Regions from separate parts of the Mus musculus genome. Here region 2 is linked to region 1. Evidence: chromatin loops called from intact Hi-C (ENCODE). Cell type or tissue: left cerebral cortex. All regions are shown on one strand.

Evidence for each region. Peaks named below come from ENCODE experiments on the same cell type or tissue, not always from the same donor. Only the 100,000 strongest peaks of a DNase experiment are listed, where the experiment ranks them.
Region 2: it touches region 1 in a loop (6-fold over the local background); 1 of 42 quality-filtered maps calls a loop at or near these places.

The regions. Positions count from the first base shown.
Region 1 is chr12:102,652,333-102,656,332 of GRCm38, reverse strand. All of the region lies in intron 2 of Itpk1 (inositol 1,3,4-triphosphate 5/6 kinase), which reads left to right. Among named protein-coding and RNA genes, the nearest start is that of Mir1936, 31 kb to the left of the region's middle. In left cerebral cortex, a CTCF peak has its summit at 2,059; DNase peaks (open chromatin) are centred at 2,476, 3,109 and 3,708; H3K27ac peaks cover 1,716 bases.
Region 2 is chr12:102,592,859-102,596,858 of GRCm38, reverse strand. All of the region lies in intron 4 of Itpk1 (inositol 1,3,4-triphosphate 5/6 kinase), which reads left to right. Among named protein-coding and RNA genes, the nearest start is that of Chga, 40 kb to the right of the region's middle. In left cerebral cortex, CTCF peaks have their summits at 257 (motif pointing right) and 2,099; a DNase peak (open chromatin) is centred at 2,975; H3K27ac peaks cover 832 bases.

The sequences.
Region 1 (4,000 bases):
CTTGTGTGCACATGTGAGGGCAGGAGTTCCTCTGGCTAGGCAGAGCTTCTGGTGCATCTGTCCCGGGCCAAGCTACATCCGCCCAGGGAATGCAGCAAAGGACCTTTCTGGAGCACACATGATTACAGAGCAAGAGACTGAAATGGTAATGAATGCACGTGATGTATGGGCTGGGGATGGAGGGGAGCCCAGCGGGGTAAGGGGCTGATTGGGGTTTGGAAGAGTGGCTTGATCAATCTGACCCTGTGAGTCTGCCTCCAGGGGAAAGACTTGCTTATGCCAATCAGAAGAGTGCAGTGGACACATCCATGAGGGTGAACCGTCTGCTGCCATAGCTGAGTCTTGCAGTTGAATCTAGTAGAGATGCTAAGTTAGCGAGTGTACAAAGCCTACCTTCCGTGTAGGGGAAGGTCGAGGGCATGTGGATCTGTGCTCTGGAGGTGAGAGGCAGGCCAGAGGCGGAGCACCGTGGGGAGAGGGTGCTGTGTGGGAACACAAGGGGCCTGCAAATGTTTGTGTCTCCGTCTTGGTCCTGGGTGTCCACTTACATACACGCTCTCACTTTCCCTCTCTCTTTTAAAGGCACCGCTTCGTTTCCTTGTGATGCTGGGAATTGAACAGAGTTCTGTTCTTATCACGTGTGCATACTCCAGTAAAAGGCTTATAGAGTCAAGGCATGGCCGTCCTTGGAGACAGAGCGTGCTGTCTTCTGTTTGAACTGGTGGGTTATCTGAAACGACCATTCTCGAACGGTCTTGTTTGTACTGGTGGTTCTCACATGGCTGGCGCCATCAGAATATGGGCGCCTCCTTCCTGAGGCTGCTTGCTGGGAAGGCCTCTCCCTGCTTCCAGACTCAGCCTCCAGGCATCCTTCTTGCTCTAAGCAGACAGTCAGGGGGCACAGCCTGTGTTCCAGCCTGGTGCCTGCTCTGGAGCAAATGGACAGTCTTTACAGGATGAAGGGATCCGTGTGTTCCAGTGACTTTTGCCACTTTGGCTCTGTTTCCTGGTGGGTAATACAAGTCCCCCTCTTGTGATGTCAGTCCGGCCTCCAGCCCAGCGTGGTTTTGGGCAGGAGCTGAGGCCGGCAGTTAGATGCTTCGTTCCATGCAGCAAATGTTGCCTTGCATTCCTCTGGCACTCTGAGTACATAAGCTGTGTGTCCTGCGTTATCCTGGGCCCGGCTGAGTCCTAGCCAAGCTCAGAGGTCATGATGGGTGTTTGTTTGTTTGTTTTTACACCAGTTGTCTCTGAAGCCTGATTGTCCTGTCCACACACAATCAGGATTACAACTACCTGGGAGATTGCTTTTACTTAGCTTCATTTTTCTTTTTTAAGACAAGATATTTTGTAGCCCAGGCTACCCTTCAATTTACTTGTTAGCCAAGGATGACCTTGAATTTCTGCCCCCCCCACCCCCCATCAGCTCTGTCTGTCCCTTTAGGCCCTTGCTGCTGCAGGGTGGTTTAGGGCCAACAAGTGTGCTATCAGTTCACCAGTGAGGAATTCAGGCTCCGTAGGGACCTGGCTGGTGTAACGTAGGGCACAGTGAAGCCCCCAAGCTTGGGGCTTATAGATGTGTACCACTAGACGTATTTTATGTAGTGTTGGGGACCGAACGCAGGACTTCATGCATGATTGATAGAGTCTTTATGGACTCTATATCTGCAATCTTTGACCTGGGGGGTTTAAAACAAAACAGCAGCATTAGAGAGTACATCATGCAATTGCTATATCCCCCTGCCGAGTACATCCCTGGTTACCAGAATCTTCCCGGAGTAATGCAGTTGCAGTCGGTGAACCTTCTTGGCTACATCATTGCCATTCGGATCCCTCGGCTGCCATCAGTGTGCACTCCTGGTGGTGCTGTGCCTGTGGGGCATGGGCAAGCTGTAGCTGCACACACCAGCCATCTTAGTGTCCCACAGAGCACTTCCTCGGCCCTGAGAATCCTCCATGCCTGCTTCTCTCCAAGAACATTTAAAGAAGCATGGGGCGGGGGGCACTAGTAGAGTGCCGCTCTGTGGAATGCACCCCAATGTTGTTGTACCCTAAAGTTACCAGTAGGTTCTGACTGCTGTGCAGCCAAAGGGAAGGCACAGGCTACAGCCGTGGTTCTCAGCTGGGTGTGGTTCTTAAGGTCCGAGCACACATTTCACATTGGTAGCCCCGCACGCCCCCGGGCTCCCCTCAGAGTCTCTGCACCCGCACAGGAGAGTGAGGTCTCAGAGTGTGTGTGGGTCTCTTTCTGCTCCCGGGTAAGGATGCCGCTGCATGTCTGAGCAGCCCTGCCTGCCTCAGGACAGTTTTGAACAGCAATGGGGATAGATGGGCTCACATTCTGGTTGTTTCCCTCCACATTGCCTCCCAAGTTCCCAGGCCTGCTGTCTAGAAGCTGACTCTTTCCCAGCTTGCATTGCTTTTAGTAGGGGACCAAGTCAGCAGGCGTTGCCTGTGTCACCAGTCCTGGGAGACTTGGTTTGCGGGGGAGGGTTGTGGCAGGGCAGACTGAGTCAGGAGGTCGGGTCAGACTTGGGATGTACCCCAGCCCACTGAGTCTCTCTCAGGCCATCTCTGTGCTTACTAGGGACCCCTGTCACCCCCACCTGGACAGATAGAACATCTAATCTGGATACTGCCCCCCCACCCCGAGTAGGGGTGGGAGCCAGGAATTCACGAGACCTGGGCCTTTCAGTGTCCAGGGTCTGACAGTGCCATGGGGTCAGCAGCCTGTCCCTCTGCCCAGCCTGTGAGGGTGCCTGGCATCAGTCACAAAAGGCCTTGAATAGAAGCCGAGTCGGCTCCTGGGAATCCAGCAATAAAAATCAATGTAAATATAGCTAACATTTGGGAGTGCTTTATAAAGCACTTGAAAAAAAGATCCCTCCTATAAACCCAAAACCAGTCCTACAAGGCCTCAGGACAGTGGGTTGTCCTGTCTTTTGGCTGTGGACACCCAAGTTCAGAAAGATTCGCTTGATTACAGAGCCGGTGAAGGGCAGAACTGGGACTGGCACCCAGCACTCTGTTGCTCCCTCAGCTGCCTCTTTGGTGGCATCCTCCTGCCAGGATGCAGGCTCCTCCCACGTTTGTTCTGGCTACAGAAGGGTGAGGGGGCTGGTGCTCTCCCGCCTGGGATGTGGTAGGGATGTGGTAGGATTTCTTGTGACACAATTCTTGAAGTGGGTGGTGGTGACTCTCGACACTTCTCTGTACAGAGGGACATGGAAGTGTGTCCCTGTGTGGGTGGTGGCAGGGACCGGGGAGCTGCTTGGCTTTGCAGCTGGCCAACAAGCTGTGGAGTCTGTGGGCTCAAGTGCTCTCTAAATTCATTGATTAGGGGATTAATAAGGGATAGTATGGTGGTTTTTCAGCCTTGACTCTTATCGAGCACACTGTGGGTCCTGGAGGAGGCACCCATTCTTGGGGTGTCCTGACCCCTTTTCTTAAAACAGACAGCTTTTGATCTGTCTGTGCTCTGCAGTCTCCATGCTGGGTTCTCTGTCAAGAAAAACTTGCAGTCAGAAAGCATGGGGCCCACTGGTGTGGAGGTCAGGTCCTGGGATGAAAGTCTTCGGTCCCTGTGTGTGCAGACTGCTGGGAACCTACCTGGTGTCATACCCCAGGGGGTGATGTCATCGGTGTAACTGGCTCACTGCTCATTTCCCCCTGGCAGAGAGATAACACAGACTGCCTCGCCGTCTAACACCAGGCACAGCACTTCCACTTTGATGAGGAGACCAAAATGCCTTGGGTGACGTTGGAGTCTCCTTCAGCACCTTCTGGGCTCTTTGATCAAAGCGTCTTGACTTCTCCCACACAGGTCCTCCGGAGGGGGCTTCCTCTCATGCCTTTTTTGCTTACTGTCTCTCAGCATTCTTCATTTGGCCACCGTACCATGACCTGCCACCTTTCTGACTGCGTGAAGGAACTAAGGAACCTACAGGAGCCCAGGCAGGTCCTCGGACTGTGCTTGAATGCATTCAGAGTCCCGGCAGCA
Region 2 (4,000 bases), 59 kb after region 1:
GGTAGCAAGGCAGTGCTGAGACTTGTGAGATGCCAGGGAGCCGCAGGTTTGGGGTAGAACACTGGGGAGAGAAGACGGTTATGTGTGACAGGCTCCGGGAGCAATTTCCTGATTGTGAATTCCAGGAACACCTAGGGGCAGCTGGGATGCAGTCCCAGTCCTGGGACCACGGGGGCTGCCTTGTCTGATGTCCTAGGAGAGCAGGCCTAGATGATCCTGTGTGAGTGAGCTGAGGCTGGGGCATTCCAGGTGCCCTCTAGAGGGCGCTATCACATTGGAACAGGGCTACCTTGCCCTCTTGAACTTTTCAAACGCCCTGCATGAGTGTAGCCTCGTATGTTCCTTTAGCAGTCCAAGAGGTAGATGGTGTAAAAGCGTTCCATCTGCAGATGAGGGAGACCAGATAAGAGAGAGAAGTGTGGTGACCTGGCTAGAGGCACAGATGATAGTGACAGGACTGGCTCTGGGGCCTCAGGCAATGCTCATCACCACTGCCACATTTTACTTTGGGGGAATCTTCGTCCCAGAGATGGCTTCTTCTCCACACTCTCCTGGCCCCGAGCTACAGAGATTTCAGTGCCCAGCTTGTACCCTGTCCCTGCACTATGGTGTGTAGTCAGCATTTGATCCCTTCTGCTGAGCATCTCCAACATGGCTCACTCCCGCTGACGGCTTGACCCACAGCAGCCTGGGCTGACCGTGCCAGAGCAGCCATGGCTGGGGAGTGGCTCAGTGTGCTCCAGAAACATGAGGACCCAAGTTCAGACCCCCAGCACCCACATCAGAGCAGACACAGCAGTGTGCAGCCCTAACTCCAGTACTGGGGGCAGGAAGTAGAGACAGATGGATCCCTGGAGCCTGCTGGCAAGTCAGGTTCAGAGAGAGACCCCCGTCTCAAAAAAAAAAAAAAAAAGATGGAAAGTGATTGAGGAAGGCACGATGACTGCCCCTTCACCACTCCATGTACAGTGTGTATATGGGTACAACACACAAGCACACAATAATGACACTACAACCAGTTCTTGGTATGATCTTATCAGGACTTGAACTAGGGCACCTCTTCAGCTCCCACTGAGGCAACAGGCCCTGCAAGCCAGGTAGTAGACTAGGTTCCATGCCTTTAACAGTTTATCTCTTACCAAACAGAAAGAGTTTAAAGCAAAGATGGCAAGAGGTGAATCTGTGTCCCTTTTGTAATTTAAATTCTTTCATAATTTAAATGCGTTCTCTCCACGCCGGAGCGGAGGAGCGGGTACTGATTTTGTCTTGACCTCATTGTAGGGAAACTGAGGCACGGAGAAGTAAAAGTTTCAAATGAGCTGATCGTGAGGGGTGGGACTGGGATGCAGACCTGGGTGTCCTGGGTCCTCCTCTGACCTGTTAGAGCCTAGCCAAGTCAGACAGTGGGGTGCGTCATTTGGTTAGGGCAAGCACAACAGCAGGGTTCTCCTCCCATGTGAACAGAAAGGGGTGCCCGGCAAGGCCATCCAGGCAAGAGAATTGGCTTGAGTGACAAGCAAGAGTTCCCCAGGCCAGGAAGGAGTCCCTAGGGTCCAACACACACAGAGAGGAGGACCTAAGATCTGGTTCCGTGTCAATGCTTGTTTTCAGAGGAGTCAGGGAGAACCTTGATCCTGTGTCTTACTGTCATGTGCTAACAATACCATGGGCCCCTCCCTCATTGCCCTCCTCCCTCATCGCCCCCCTCCCTCATCGCCCCCCTCCCTCATCGCCCCCTTTGAATGAAAACCATTTCCTACCATACTTCAGGGACCTTGGGAGAAAGAAATGGCAAAGCTGCACCCAGTTCTGACAGACCCTGGCTGTCACACCACCGAGCCTGTGGGAACCCACTTTTCCTGTGGATTCCCCCCTCAGAGCAGGGAAGGTGGGAGCGTAGTCTGGTGCGTTGCTCATTTGTGTGCTCGCCAGCCTGCTTGGGTGCAGCCACAGGCATGGCCTGTTGTGCTGAACTCTGTGAAACCCAAGCTCTGGGAAGTCTAGGGAGTTACCCAGCTCCGACTGAGCCTGCAGAGTCTGTATAGACCAGAACGGACATGGTCACTAGGCCTGGTCACGTGTGGCCTCCTGTGGCGCCCTCCCTGGTCTATCCAGGGTATAATTAGAATTGAGAGTCTGAACAGGGAGTTCTAGCCTGGGCTGCTGCGCCTTGGCTGCCCATCTCTCCTGGGAGTTCTGGTGACTGGGAATAGGAGCTGCTGGTTCTCCCTAGCCTGACCTGGCCTGACAGCCTGGTGTGCCTTCTCCGCACTAGAGAGAAGGGTGAGGACAGACCACCAGGCTCTGCCCACTACCCCAGAGTGGTTAGCTTCGTGTCATCCATGTCACCGCATATTTTCTCTTCCTGCAGCTGTGCTGTATTGTCACTCCAGACTACTGAGCAGGACTCAAGCCCCAGAAGGCTACCTGTCCCAGCCTCACCCTGAGTCAGGCCTGGTGAACGATCCTAGAGAGAGATGGGATATTCCTCACCACACTCCTCATCCTGTCCTTTCATAACGGCACGGTCATTCATTGCTGGTGCTGCAGTGTAGTGCTTCCATCCCTTGGGGACACAGTGTGGAGGAACCAGAGAAAAGACCATTCCCGTGGACCACCCCCCCCCCTGTGTTGGAGCCCAGTCACTGCATGTTGGGGGGAAATTTCAGCAGTCAAGCAACCAGGGATACAAGGTCATAGGGAATCGCATGTGTACCGGTGTTCTGTAAAAGCAGAGAAGAAAAAGGGAGATTCATTTATTAAAAAATAAAACGGTGAAGATGGAAACAGAAATAGACTGAGAAAAGCCAGTAAGAGCCCGGACATGGACCAGGGAATGGCTGTGACTCAGAACATGTCTGCTCCTCAGTGTGTCTCCTCCGCTGGGTCCTGGCTGCACGCCAGACTCCTGACAACCCAGCTTAGCTCATTCGGTCCCCTTTCAAAGGTTCCAGCTGGTGAGTGGTTCAGCTCCTGCCCTGTGGTTACCTGCAGAGTGCACAGGATACTCTGTGTGGCCTGGATGCCAGCGGTCGTTCCTGTGTGAGATCCCAGCCTCATGCTGGTTGTGAGGTAGAAGAGTGGGAAGCGGGGAGGCTCGGAGTTTCTCAGGGGTTGATGATTTTCAGCCCTCAGAGGAAGACAACCTCACCAAAAAAAGCCACTTAGCCCAACTCCCTTCCAAAAATAAGATGACAGATAAATCAACAACAGTACCCTTCCTCCAAGAGCCAGAAATAGCCGCTCCGGCTCCCAGCCCAGGCTTACCCAAAATTCCTTTATCCTGTCCCTGCTGGTGAGGCCACCCTGCGCTTCCCATGGCTCCCCACGGGCAGCTTTGGGAACTGAGGTCCTGGCCCGCCAGAGCTCCTGCCCTGATGCTGCAGGTCCTCATCCCATCCTCCATCCCTCTCAGCAAGGTGGTTCAGTGTTCACCCGCTGGACTGGTCACAGCTGGCTCCCCCTCATGCTGGGCTCCCCCTCATGCTCAGCCGACTCCCTCTCAAGCTGGCCGCCTGCACACCCCACCTCAGCACTCCCCTCGGGTGCTTTGTTTCCTTCCAGGTCCCAGCAGCATACCTGACCTCTGTTTTATCTGCTGCTGTACCCCAGGCTCTCAAATCTAGCAGAGGCTATCCTTTTCCTGGTGGTGGATGAACCCAAAATGCGAGCGAGCAGTAATGGTTTTTAGTCCACTGCGATTTCACAGGTATACTGGAATGACTCTGGCGACAGGAGCCAGAGCAGGGAACTGGGGTCCCAGTGACCCCCTCCCTTCCCAGGGTTGGCATAGGGTAGGCAGCCAGAGGTCTGCAGTTCAGAGTGTGGGTAGCCATCTCTAAATTAGTATAAAGGAACTGGGACATCACTAGGCGGGCATGTCCTTCTTTCTTGGCCCCTCTTCCTCTCTAGGCTCTCTTGCGTACTTGAGAGTTGGAAGGCAGGGTCTGGTCTGCCCAGTGCTGGATGTCGCCTGTTCTCTGGAAGTGACACCTCTGGG